Linked DNA regions of Homo sapiens: region 1 is linked to region 2. The links are chromatin contacts, found by Hi-C or POLR2A ChIA-PET in ENCODE. All regions are on one chromosome and are shown on one strand. The core of a region is the stretch at or near the end of the contact, and the rest is flanking DNA. Distances in the headings are between cores, read along the strand shown. Region 1 holds the start of LDHC (lactate dehydrogenase C). Region 2 holds the start of TSG101 (tumor susceptibility 101).

Region 1 (5,286 bases), core at 2,321-4,820, 110 kb before region 2:
GAAAGATTTGCCAGGTATGGTGGCCTATGCTTGTAATCCCAGCTACTTGGGAAGCTGAGGCACAAGAGGCTGAGGTGAGAGGATCGCTTGAACCGGGGAGGCAGAGATTGAAGTGAGCCAAGATGGCACCACTGCACTCGAGCCTGGGCAACACAGCGAGACTGTCTCAATAAAAATTAAAGAAATTAACACTAATGATAGCTGATGAGCTACAAAAAAGTTCATGATCTGGATACCTGCTGCCACCTAAAGAGTCCTCACATTCAAAGGGTTGGACACAGCTATAAAGCGTATCGTTCTGTGGATTTTTAGTGTATTCACATAGTTGGCAACCATCACCAGTATCTAATCTTAGAATATAGGCTGGGTGCAGTGGCTTCAAATTCCCAGCACTTTAGGAGGCCAAGGTGGGTAGATTGCTTGAGCCCAGGAGTTCCAGACCAGTCTGGGCAACATGGCAAAAGCCTGTCTCTACAAAAAAGAAATTAGCTAGGCGTGGTGGCAGGTGCCTGTAGTCCTAGCTGCACAGGAGGCTCAGGTGGGAGGATCCCTTGAACCCGGGAGATAAAGGTTGCAGTGAGCCAAGATCCCACCACTGTACTCCAGCCTGGGTGACAGAGTGAGACCCTGTTTCAAAAAAAAAAAAAAGAATATTTTAATTAGCACAAAAAGAGGCCTGTACTTAATCCTGTAGCCTTTTGTAAACTTTGAGTCACCTTCAGTCTTTAAAATTTTTAAATTTACATTAATTTTATATTATTTGATACAATAAATTAGTCAATACCAACATGACTGAAAAATAATATTTAAGTGAAATAGACTGATTCTATTAATCTTTCATGAATTTTCAAATGCAATCTTGTAAAGTTTCCTTACTTATGGGCAAAATAAATGTTCCAGGTTCAGTTTGTACCTTCCTGCCCCAGGCAAGGAATAGGCCAACTCTGCAAAGAAACTTGATTTTTTTTTTCCATAGTAACCTTGGGAACTAAATTAAGCAGGCCTTATCCCCATCTCACAGAAGTTGCCAGTTAGTGTAGAAGCAAATGTGATGCTCAGAACATGGTTCTACTTCCTTTTTTTCCCCCACTAAAGCCCATGTTGCCAAAATAAAACTCAGTACTTCAAAGCCATGTTCTTTAAAAATTCTTTAAATTTTTTTTTTATTTTGGCCAGGTGCGGTGGCTCACGCCTGTAATCCCAGCACTTTGGGAGGCTGAGGCGGGTGGATCACAAGGTCAGGAGATTGAAAACATCCTGGCTAACATAGTGAAACTCCATCTCTACTAAAAATACAAAAAATTAGCTGGGCATGGTGGCGGGCGCCTGTAGTCCCAGCTACTCGGGAGGCTGAGGCAGGAGAATGGCGTGAACCCGGGAGGCGGAGCTTGCAGTGAGCCGAGATCGGACCACTGTACTACAGCCTGGGCGAGACTGCGAGACTCTGTCTCAAAAAAAATTATTTTATTTTATTTTGTTTTTATTTTTGGGGGTAGAGATGGGGGTCTCCCTATGTTGCCAGACTGGTCTTGAACTCCTGGGCTGAAGCCTCGGCCTCCCAAAGTGCTGGGATTGCAGGAGTGAGCCACCATGTCTGGCCCAAAAATTCTTTAGTGAGTACCTACTATGCTTTGGTAAATGTTGCAATGTACAAGAATAAATAAAGACAAATTTTGGTTCTAAAGTTACTGCAATCAAGTAAGCAAAATGTTAAGTAAGTTTGGAGTATTTGGGCAGGCATGGATGAAGAGCCAGTTCTAGTCATCTAGCATCAGTTTGGCCACTACCAAGCTGATACCTTCCTTGGCCGCCAGGGGCCTGAGGCAGGTGTAGAGCTTAAATTTCCAGTCCATCCAGGCCAGCAATCTCCCTCTCAGCCCGGGGATAAATGAGGTTGCTGTGGAGGTATAGGACCAAGTGGTTGCTGCTCCTGTCTGCTATAGGAGGCCTCTAGCTTCAGGCTAGTTGCTGGTTGAGAAAAGTGCCATAAGAGAGAGATATACAGGAAATGATGGTAGTTGACATTTGTCAAGGAAAGCCAGAGTATGTATGTGCAAAGCTGAAAATGAGGAATTAACCTTGAGAAGGGCTGGGGAAAGAGCTTTCTTGGTTTAAAGAACAGCAAAAAGTCCTGATCCAAAAAAGCTGTCCAAAGCCTAGTTGGAAGGAAGTGTATTGAGTGTCCTGAGATGATATGGGAAGTGGGGGTAGGAGGCCAAATCTTGAAGATCTAGGTTGTGGTAAAAGTGGGTTACTCTACCTGTAATGGAAAGCCACGGAAGAGTTTAAAGCAGGGTTATTGCATAATCTGAACCATATTGAAAACAAATACTGACTGGGTGCGGTGGTTCACGCCTGTAATCCCAGCACTTTGGGAGGCCGAGGTGGGTGGATCACTTGAGGTCAAGAGTTCGAGACCAGCCTGGCCAGCAAGGTGAAATACAAAAAAATACAAAAAAATTTGCCCGGCGGCTGGGCACGGTGGCTCAGCACGGTGGCTCACGCCTGTAATCCCAACACTTTGGGAGGGCGGATCACTAGGTCAGGAGTTGGAGACCATTCTGACCAACATGGTGAAACCCCATCTCTACTAAAAATACAAAAATTAGCCGGGCGTGGTGGCGCACGCCTGTAGTCCCAGTTACTTGGGAGGCTGAGGCAGGAGAATTGCTTGAACCCAGGCGGCGGAGGTTGCAGTGAACTGAGATTGTGCCACTGCACTCCAGCCTGGGCGACAGAGTGAGACTCTGTCTCAAAAACAACAACAATAACAACACTACAGGCTATTATAAGAAAAATAAATTATATTTTGGATTTTGAAAAAGGTTCAAATGCAAATACTCTACAAAAGATGGAGTAGGTTGTGTCCCCTTCTGTGAGATATATATCTCTCTCACAAAAAAAAAAATATATATGTAAATTTTTTTTGAGATGGAGTTTCTCTCTTGTTGCCCAGTCTGGAGTGCAGTGGCGCGATCTTGGCTCACTGCAACCTCCGCCTCCTGGGTTCAAGCGATTCTCCTGCCTCAGCCTCCCAAGTAGCTGGGACTACAGGCATGCACCACCATGCCCGACTAATTTTATATTTTTAGTAGAGACGGGGTTTCGCCATGTTGGCCAGGCTGTTCTCAAACTCCTGACCTCAGGTGATCCACCTGCCTCGGACTCCCAAAGTGCTGGGATTACAGGTGTGAGCCACCGCGTCCGGCCATGAGTTATAAATATTAACAATTTCTTGCTGTAAATTGAAAGCATCCTTCGCGTCTTTGCGTTTCATTACCACCCTCTGTTCTCTCAAGAGAAATTCTAACTTTATTTCAGCACTCAGTCCTGAAGTTACAGAAGTTAATAATTTTTTAAAATCCTGCAAACAATGCATGGATATCCCCGTCTTGCACACTCTTTGGGCCAGTCTAGAATTCTTCCCATCAGCATTTCGGTGATCTGGACCGCCGCCACCCACACTGCGCTCCAGGGCAGAAAAGACGCCCCATGCCCGCGCCTGGGCCGGCGGGGGGCGGAGCTTGCGTGCTGACGCATAAGAGCCGAGCGGGGGAACGTGCGTGTCTCGAGTCGCACGGAGGGCAACCGTCGACGGGCTTAGCGCCTCAACTGTCGTTGGTGTATTTTTCTGGTGTCACTTCTGTGCCTTCCTTCAAAGGTGGTGCTTTGTCCCTGTGGGTCATCTGTACTGATTGCGCCAAGCAAAGCATTTGTGAGCGTGTGGTGCTGGGGTGAAAGTGGTGGCTGGGGGCAGGGAGAAATCCAAAAGCCCGCTGGTGCCCCAGCCCTCCCATTGCCTGGTAGACTGGGCCTTGCTTTACCCTCCCCGCATCCTTTGACCAGGAAATTCTTTCTTTGGCTTCCCCCCATCCCCGGCTCCAACATTCTGCAAACTGAAGAGGTAGTTTCTTAGATGTTCAGTGTGGTTAATCCAATGAAATTGCATTATCCCTATCAGGTTCTCCAAATGTCAACTGTCAAGGAGCAGCTAATTGAGAAGCTAATTGAGGATGATGAAAACTCCCAGTGTAAAATTACTATTGTTGGAACTGGTGCCGTAGGCATGGCTTGTGCTATTAGTATCTTACTGAAGGTGAGTGAGAAGCCCATCCTGTGGCTGAAAATCAAGTGAGCACTTCAGAGTGTTGTATATGTCGATGTATTCAGGGTTGCAAGGTTAATCCCTTGAAAGCAATTATGTATCCTTTGACCTTTCCTCCCTCCCTCCCTCCCTCCCTTCCTTCCTTCCTTCCTTCCTTTTTCTTTCTCTCTTTCTTTTCCTTTTTTTTTAAACTTCTTCTTTCTTTTCCTTTCTTTTTTTTTCTGACTTTCCTTTTCTTTTTCTTTTTTTGAGACAGGATTTGTCTGTTACCCAGGTTGGAGTGCAGTGGCGCGATCTTGGCCCACTGCAACCTCCACCTCCCGGGATCAAGCGATTCTCCTGCCTCAGCCTCTTGAATAACTGGGGCCACAGGCATGCACCACCAGGCCTGGCTAATTTTTTATATTTTTAGTAGAGATGGGGTTTCTCCATGTTGGCCAGGCTGGTTTCGAACTCCTGACCTCAAGTGATCCGCCTGCCTCGGCCTCCCAGAGTACTGGGATTACAGGCATGAGCCACCACACCTGGCTGCCAATAGGTATTGTTTTTAACCCTTGTGCCCTCCTCCCTCTCTGCTTTTGGAGTCCCCAGTGTTTATTGTTCTCTCTTTTTTTTTTTTTTTTTTTTTTGAGACGGAGTCTCGCTCTGTTGCCAGGCTGGAGTGCAGCGGCAGGATCTCGGCTCCCGGCAACCTTTGCCTCCCGGGTTCAAGCAGTTCTCCTGCCTCAGCCTCCTGAGTAGCTGGGACTACAGGCATGTGCCACCACGCCCAGCTAATTTTTATATTTTTAGTAGAGACGGGGTTTCATCATGTTGGCCAGGATGGCCTTGATTTCTTGACCTCGTGATCCGCCTGCCTCAGCCTCCCAAAGTGCTGGGATTACAGGCATGAGCCACCACGCCTGGCCTTAAGTAGGGACTTTTACTTCTTTCCCTTACTGTTCGCTTTTGGAATCTGGCTATTGAAATCTGAATGAATACACTCCTTGTATATAGTTCCGTACTCTGTCACATGTGACAAAAACCCAGTTTAAATTAGGGTAAGCAGAAAAAGACGAAATATTGTTCATGTAACTGGAAATAGGGCAAAACTGCTTCAGGTACTACCGGATTCTGAAGTTCACACATATCAAGACATAGTCTTTGTATATCTTGGTTTAGATTTTCTCTGTTGGCTTAAT
Region 2 (4,903 bases), core at 415-2,914:
GGCTCACGCCTGTATTCCCATCATTTTGGGAAGCCAAAGCGGTGGATCACTGAGGTCTGGAGTTTAAGACCAGCCTGGCCAACATGGTGAAATCCCGTCTCTACTAAAAATACAACAATCAGCTGTGTGAAGTGGTGGGCACCTGTAATCCCCAGCTACTTGGGAGGCTAAGGCAGGAGAATCGCTTGAACCTGGGAGGCGGAGATTGCAGTGAGCCAAGATCGTGCCACTGCACTCCAGCCTGGGTGACAGAGCAAGACTCTAAAAAAAAAAAAAAAAAAAAAAGAGTCATGGAACAGATACTCTTCAGTTACATACTATGTAAAACAATATACCGTTTTTTTCAAAAAGTGATATATAAAAGTTACAACATGGATCTTTACCTGGGTCACAATCTTCTATGGCTTCCCATATGTCTTCTATAACTAAGGATAACAAGTTTATCAAAACAAAACCAAGAAGCCTAAAATATACGATTACACAACCAATATATGCTTTATTTTGAAAGCTGTCATTTTCTCCTTAGAGATTATTTGGTCTTCAATCAAGAACTATGGGGGCGATTTAACTGGAAAAAGTCTGTTTTTAAAAAAGTTTTACACATAATAGTGTGTTTTATTAAAAATTGAAACCGCTTAAACCGCTGATTGCTACCATTCTTGCTTTGACAAAACTATCCCAAGCTAACACGTTGAACTGGTCAAGACTCAACTCTCAATCATTTTACATAGTTTTGGAAAATTACAACAAAACATAACAAAAGCCATTCCACTCTGGTGTGAGGTGCCACGTTTGAAGTAATTATATAAATAAATCATGGCTTTAAAATACAAAATGCTTAACTGCTTTTTTAAAAATTGAAAAAAAAAACACTAGTCTTGAGCCGTGAAGATCATAAATTAAGCTCAAAGCAAATAAATACGCGTTATAAGAAGCATACACTTAAAAGTAGTTACTCTTAGAAAATCCCTGAAATGGTAATGGTATGTATTTCACCTGGGGCAGTAAGGGACTGGTATTTTCGCTTCTTTTCTGGAGAATACAAAACTGAAAAGGCCACACTCTCTGCGGGTCGGCAAAAGAAAGGCTAAGACTGGAGGATCCCTAGATTGGGACAGGAGTAGAGGATTGCCTCAGATCTACAACTAAGTATGATCCCTTGTTTGTGTTTATAAAAACAAACGAAAAACTACACTGCCCCACAGACAGCTCCAAACTCAGTGGAAGAGAGGAGGGCGGGTGGGCGGCAGGTGTCAGGTAGCCTCCGCTCCACGCCTTTGTTGACTGTCGCCGTCCCCCACCCTCCCAGCTCCCGTACGGGGATTCCCGCACCAGGCGACAGGCGCCTCGGGGCGGGGTTCTGAGGAGGTCGCTAAGGACTGCACCGGGGCTTCCGGCCCGTCTGGGAAGCTTGCTTGGCTGGGCCGGGACGGACTCGACAGGGCGCGGAAGGGAGCGGTGGGCGCGCCCTGGGAGGCGAGCGCGTCGCAGCCTCACCTTGGACACCATTTTCTTGAGCTGGCTCTCCGACACCGCCATGACGGCCGCCTGGCGACTCCCTTCCCCGCAGGCAGAGGGTCAGCCGCTGCTGGGCTGCCCCAGACCGTCCCACACAATCGCACACCCCCAACCCGGCCTCAAACAACAGGAAGTCGGCACCACTACACCACTTCCGCTTCCACTACGTCACTTCCGGGCCGCCGTCCTGCGGGCAAGGGTGGACACCGTGTGGGATTGAGAGGGGCCTGGTGGGGTGGGTTCCAACCAACCCGCCCCTCGAGTGCCGGAATCAGCAGGACGAATCGGGTCCCAAAGATGTGGGCAAGACTGTTCCGAGGGTCGAAACTCTGGTTCAGGATAAGATTAGCAGGTATTTCACAGAGTCGACTTAAGGAAGCTAGTGCCGGAGAGGGAAGAAGTACGAAGGGCTTGCCAGTGAGCCTTAATGACTGATTGATCAAGTGGGAGGGCACTGCACTGGCGGTCAGAGAACTGTTCTGTCACTGACTTGCTCTTGTGATAATGGTAGGCTAGTGCATTTCTAGCTCAGGCGCAAATTTCTCCCGACTCTAAAGTCATACACTTGCCTTAGATGATGCCCAGTGGTCCTCTAATTAATGATTTTTTTTAAGCTTAAAGACCTTCATACTATACGTTGGCAAGGGTAAAGTGTAGAGCCTTTGTTTCACAAGAAGCCAGATAGTAATTTCTTCTCCAGGAAATCATTCCGTAAGTCAGAATTTCTCCTCTGTACCCACCCATAAATGATAATACAGGCCGTATTTTACCTGGTGCTGTATTTGTGTACCTGTCCGCTGTCAAAATCCAAGCCCTTGAAGGCAGGCTTCCTTCAGATCTTCATTGCCTTGCACAATGCAAGGGTAGGTACTTCCATCTTAATTGAATTTTTACTTCCCATAAAAATTCTTCATGGTGACTTACATTAGTCATCATTACACATCACCGTCAGTTTTGTAAGCACAGTGTCATTCAAGGTATTGTAAAATTTTGAGTTTGATGATGTGTGACAGTTTCAATTATTTTAGTACAGCCCTAATGAGAACAAGGCCGTAGTATTGATTCCCTTCAAAGTTGGCGTCTAAGTGAAGGTCACATTCACAAGGAGGGCCTAACTGAAAGCATGTGGAAGCATCATTATAAACTGTTGCTAACACGCACAAATAAAGGCTATTAATAGGTATTGTTTTTCTTTTTCTTTTTCTTTTTTTTTTTTTTTTGAGTCACTCTCACTCCATCGCCCAGGCTGGAGTGCAGTAGCACCATCTCGGCTCACTGCAACCTCCGCCTCTGTTTTTCAGCTCCTTAGTTAAGCATACAGCTCCAGTCAAACCAAACTAGAGGTCTGTCTGTCCTTCCATTTTACTTGCTGTTTTATGTCTTTTAAAAGCAAGAAGGTTTTCAAACTGTTCTTAAAGCCACGGCTTAACCAGGAGTCCCTTTAATTAGAGCAACTGTACCTTTGTGAGTTGGAGGAATGCCAGGTAATATATATTATTTATATATTTTATAAATGCAACATTTATAAATATTAAAATAAATTTTACATATATATATATATATATATATATATATATATATATTTTTTTTTTTTTTTTTTTTTTTTTTTTTTGAGACAGAGTTTTGCTCTTGCTTCCCAGGCTGGAGTGCGATAGTGTGATCTTGGCTCACTGCAACCTCTGCCTCCCGGGTTCAAGCGATTCTCCTGCCTAAGCCTCCCGAGTAGCTGGGATTACAGGTGCCCACCACCACACCCAGCTAATTTTTTGTATTTTTAGTAGAGACAGGATTTCACTATGTTGGCCAGGCTGGTCTGGAACTCTTGACCTCAGGTGATCCACCCGCCTCAGCCTGCCAGAATGTTGGGATTACAGGCGTAAGCCACTGCGCCCAGCCCATTTATATATTTTTGTTGCCCAGGTCATGGTGCAGTGATGTGAACATGGCCCACTGCAGCCTCGACCTCCCTGGCTCAAGTGATCCTCCTGCCTCAGCCTCCCATGTATATTGGGACCACATGCGTGTGCCACCATGCCCAGCTAATTTTTAATTTCTTTGTAAAGATGAGGTCTTACTTTGTTGCCCAGGCTGGCCTCAGAACTCCTGGGCTCAGGTGATCCTCCCACCTTAGCCTCCCAAAGTGCTGGGATTACAGGTGTGAGTCACTGTGCCCAGCAATATATTGTTTAAAAAAGCTTTCTTGCTGCATGTTTACTATCAGTCTTTTGCAATCTTTTAGGGTCAACACTATACCTCAATATAAAGTGTTAACTTCTTATCTATTTCATTGGAACCATGGAGGATTGAATGTGTGTGGGGAAAATGTCTTTGTGGTTTTAGAAATATGCAAAATCAGTTAATTTTTTAATGTGAAGGTAATAGTAGTTGAAATGCTTTTGAAAGTTGCTTGCCATTTCAACACTAAAGATGAGTTTTTTTCCACTCATTAGGCATTTTGATTTCTATCCTCACGTATATTAGTGGAGAATTTTAAATCCTCCGATTATCACAGATGAAAACACAAATAAGCTGATGGTGCACCTGCAGTCCCAGCTACTCCATTGGCTGAGGCAGGAGGATTACTTGAGCCCAAAAGTTTGAGTCCAGCCTGGGCAATATAGTGAGAACCTGGCTCAAAAACAAAAAGATTTAAAAAGTTTTCTTGCTAAAAATAATTTTTAAAAGTTTGAAAATGATAAAATCTAGTCTCTTCATTTTACACAAAATAACTAAATATCCTGGGTACTGTGTGAATTATATGAAAAAAATTCCTTAATCTGAATGTTTCACTTAATAAATGAAGCATCTCCTGGTGATTTTAAAATCAGTTTATTTTACTCATTATTCTTAATATTTAAGGAAAACAATGTAAAATGGGAAAAAATGTATCTTCTGCTACATCAAAAAAGCATTTTAATCCAAACCCCACTAAAAATTATAACAAGCTCTGCATGATTTCATAAAAATGAAAACATGAAAGTTAACAAGCATTGAAAATGCCAAATTATCACAAAATCATAGGGAGGTGGTGGTGGTGATATTGCTTCTTGACTTACACTGGGATTTACAACATGATTACTAATACACTTAACACTCAAGGAAATATCTGATACAGAGAATTACTTCTACATTGTGGCCTTCCAGAGGGCAAAGACTATTATTCATCTTCGAATAGTCAAATTCTAACACAGTATTTGGAGTAACAGTAGGTGTTAAATAAACATTTGTTGTATTGACATGTTCCTTTTATAATTAATGTAATGATTTCTTGGTAATTTATTATACAATATTTTCTGGTTAGATTATTGTTCAAAAGCATATTACATATTATCTAACTTTAATTAGATATCAAATATTAGAAAAGGCTAGTTTTAAAAACACAAGA

Evidence for each region. A loop is a pair of places that touch in the nucleus more often than their neighbours do. ChIA-PET counts read pairs that join two places held with the same protein, here RNA polymerase II (POLR2A). Pooled maps may share reads with other maps.
Region 1: a map of endothelial cell of umbilical vein shows a loop between it and region 2 (3-fold over the local background). The contact joins the promoter of LDHC here to the promoter of TSG101 in region 2. A Hi-C loop is called at or near these places in 6 of 168 maps with a recorded cell type or tissue (PC-3, adrenal gland, chondrocyte and 3 more), 5 of 37 single-sample maps with no recorded cell type and 9 of 50 pooled maps. POLR2A ChIA-PET finds 5 or more read pairs at or near these places in 13 of 52 experiments (A549, GM12878, HEK293 and 7 more).

Annotation. Positions count from the first base shown.
Region 1 is chr11:18,408,748-18,414,033 of GRCh38, forward strand. It overlaps LDHC (lactate dehydrogenase C), which reads left to right and starts at 3,571. Exons shown (of 8, transcript NM_017448.5): 1 at 3,571-3,661; 2 at 3,962-4,096. The coding sequence starts at 3,971.
Region 2 is chr11:18,525,278-18,530,180 of GRCh38, forward strand. It overlaps TSG101 (tumor susceptibility 101), which reads right to left and starts at 1,665. Exons shown (of 10, transcript NM_006292.4): 1 at 1,498-1,665. The coding sequence starts at 1,539. It overlaps UEVLD (UEV and lactate/malate dehyrogenase domains), which reads right to left. Exons shown (of 12, transcript NM_001040697.4): 12 at 4,332-4,903. RefSeq lists an enhancer at 1,825-1,934.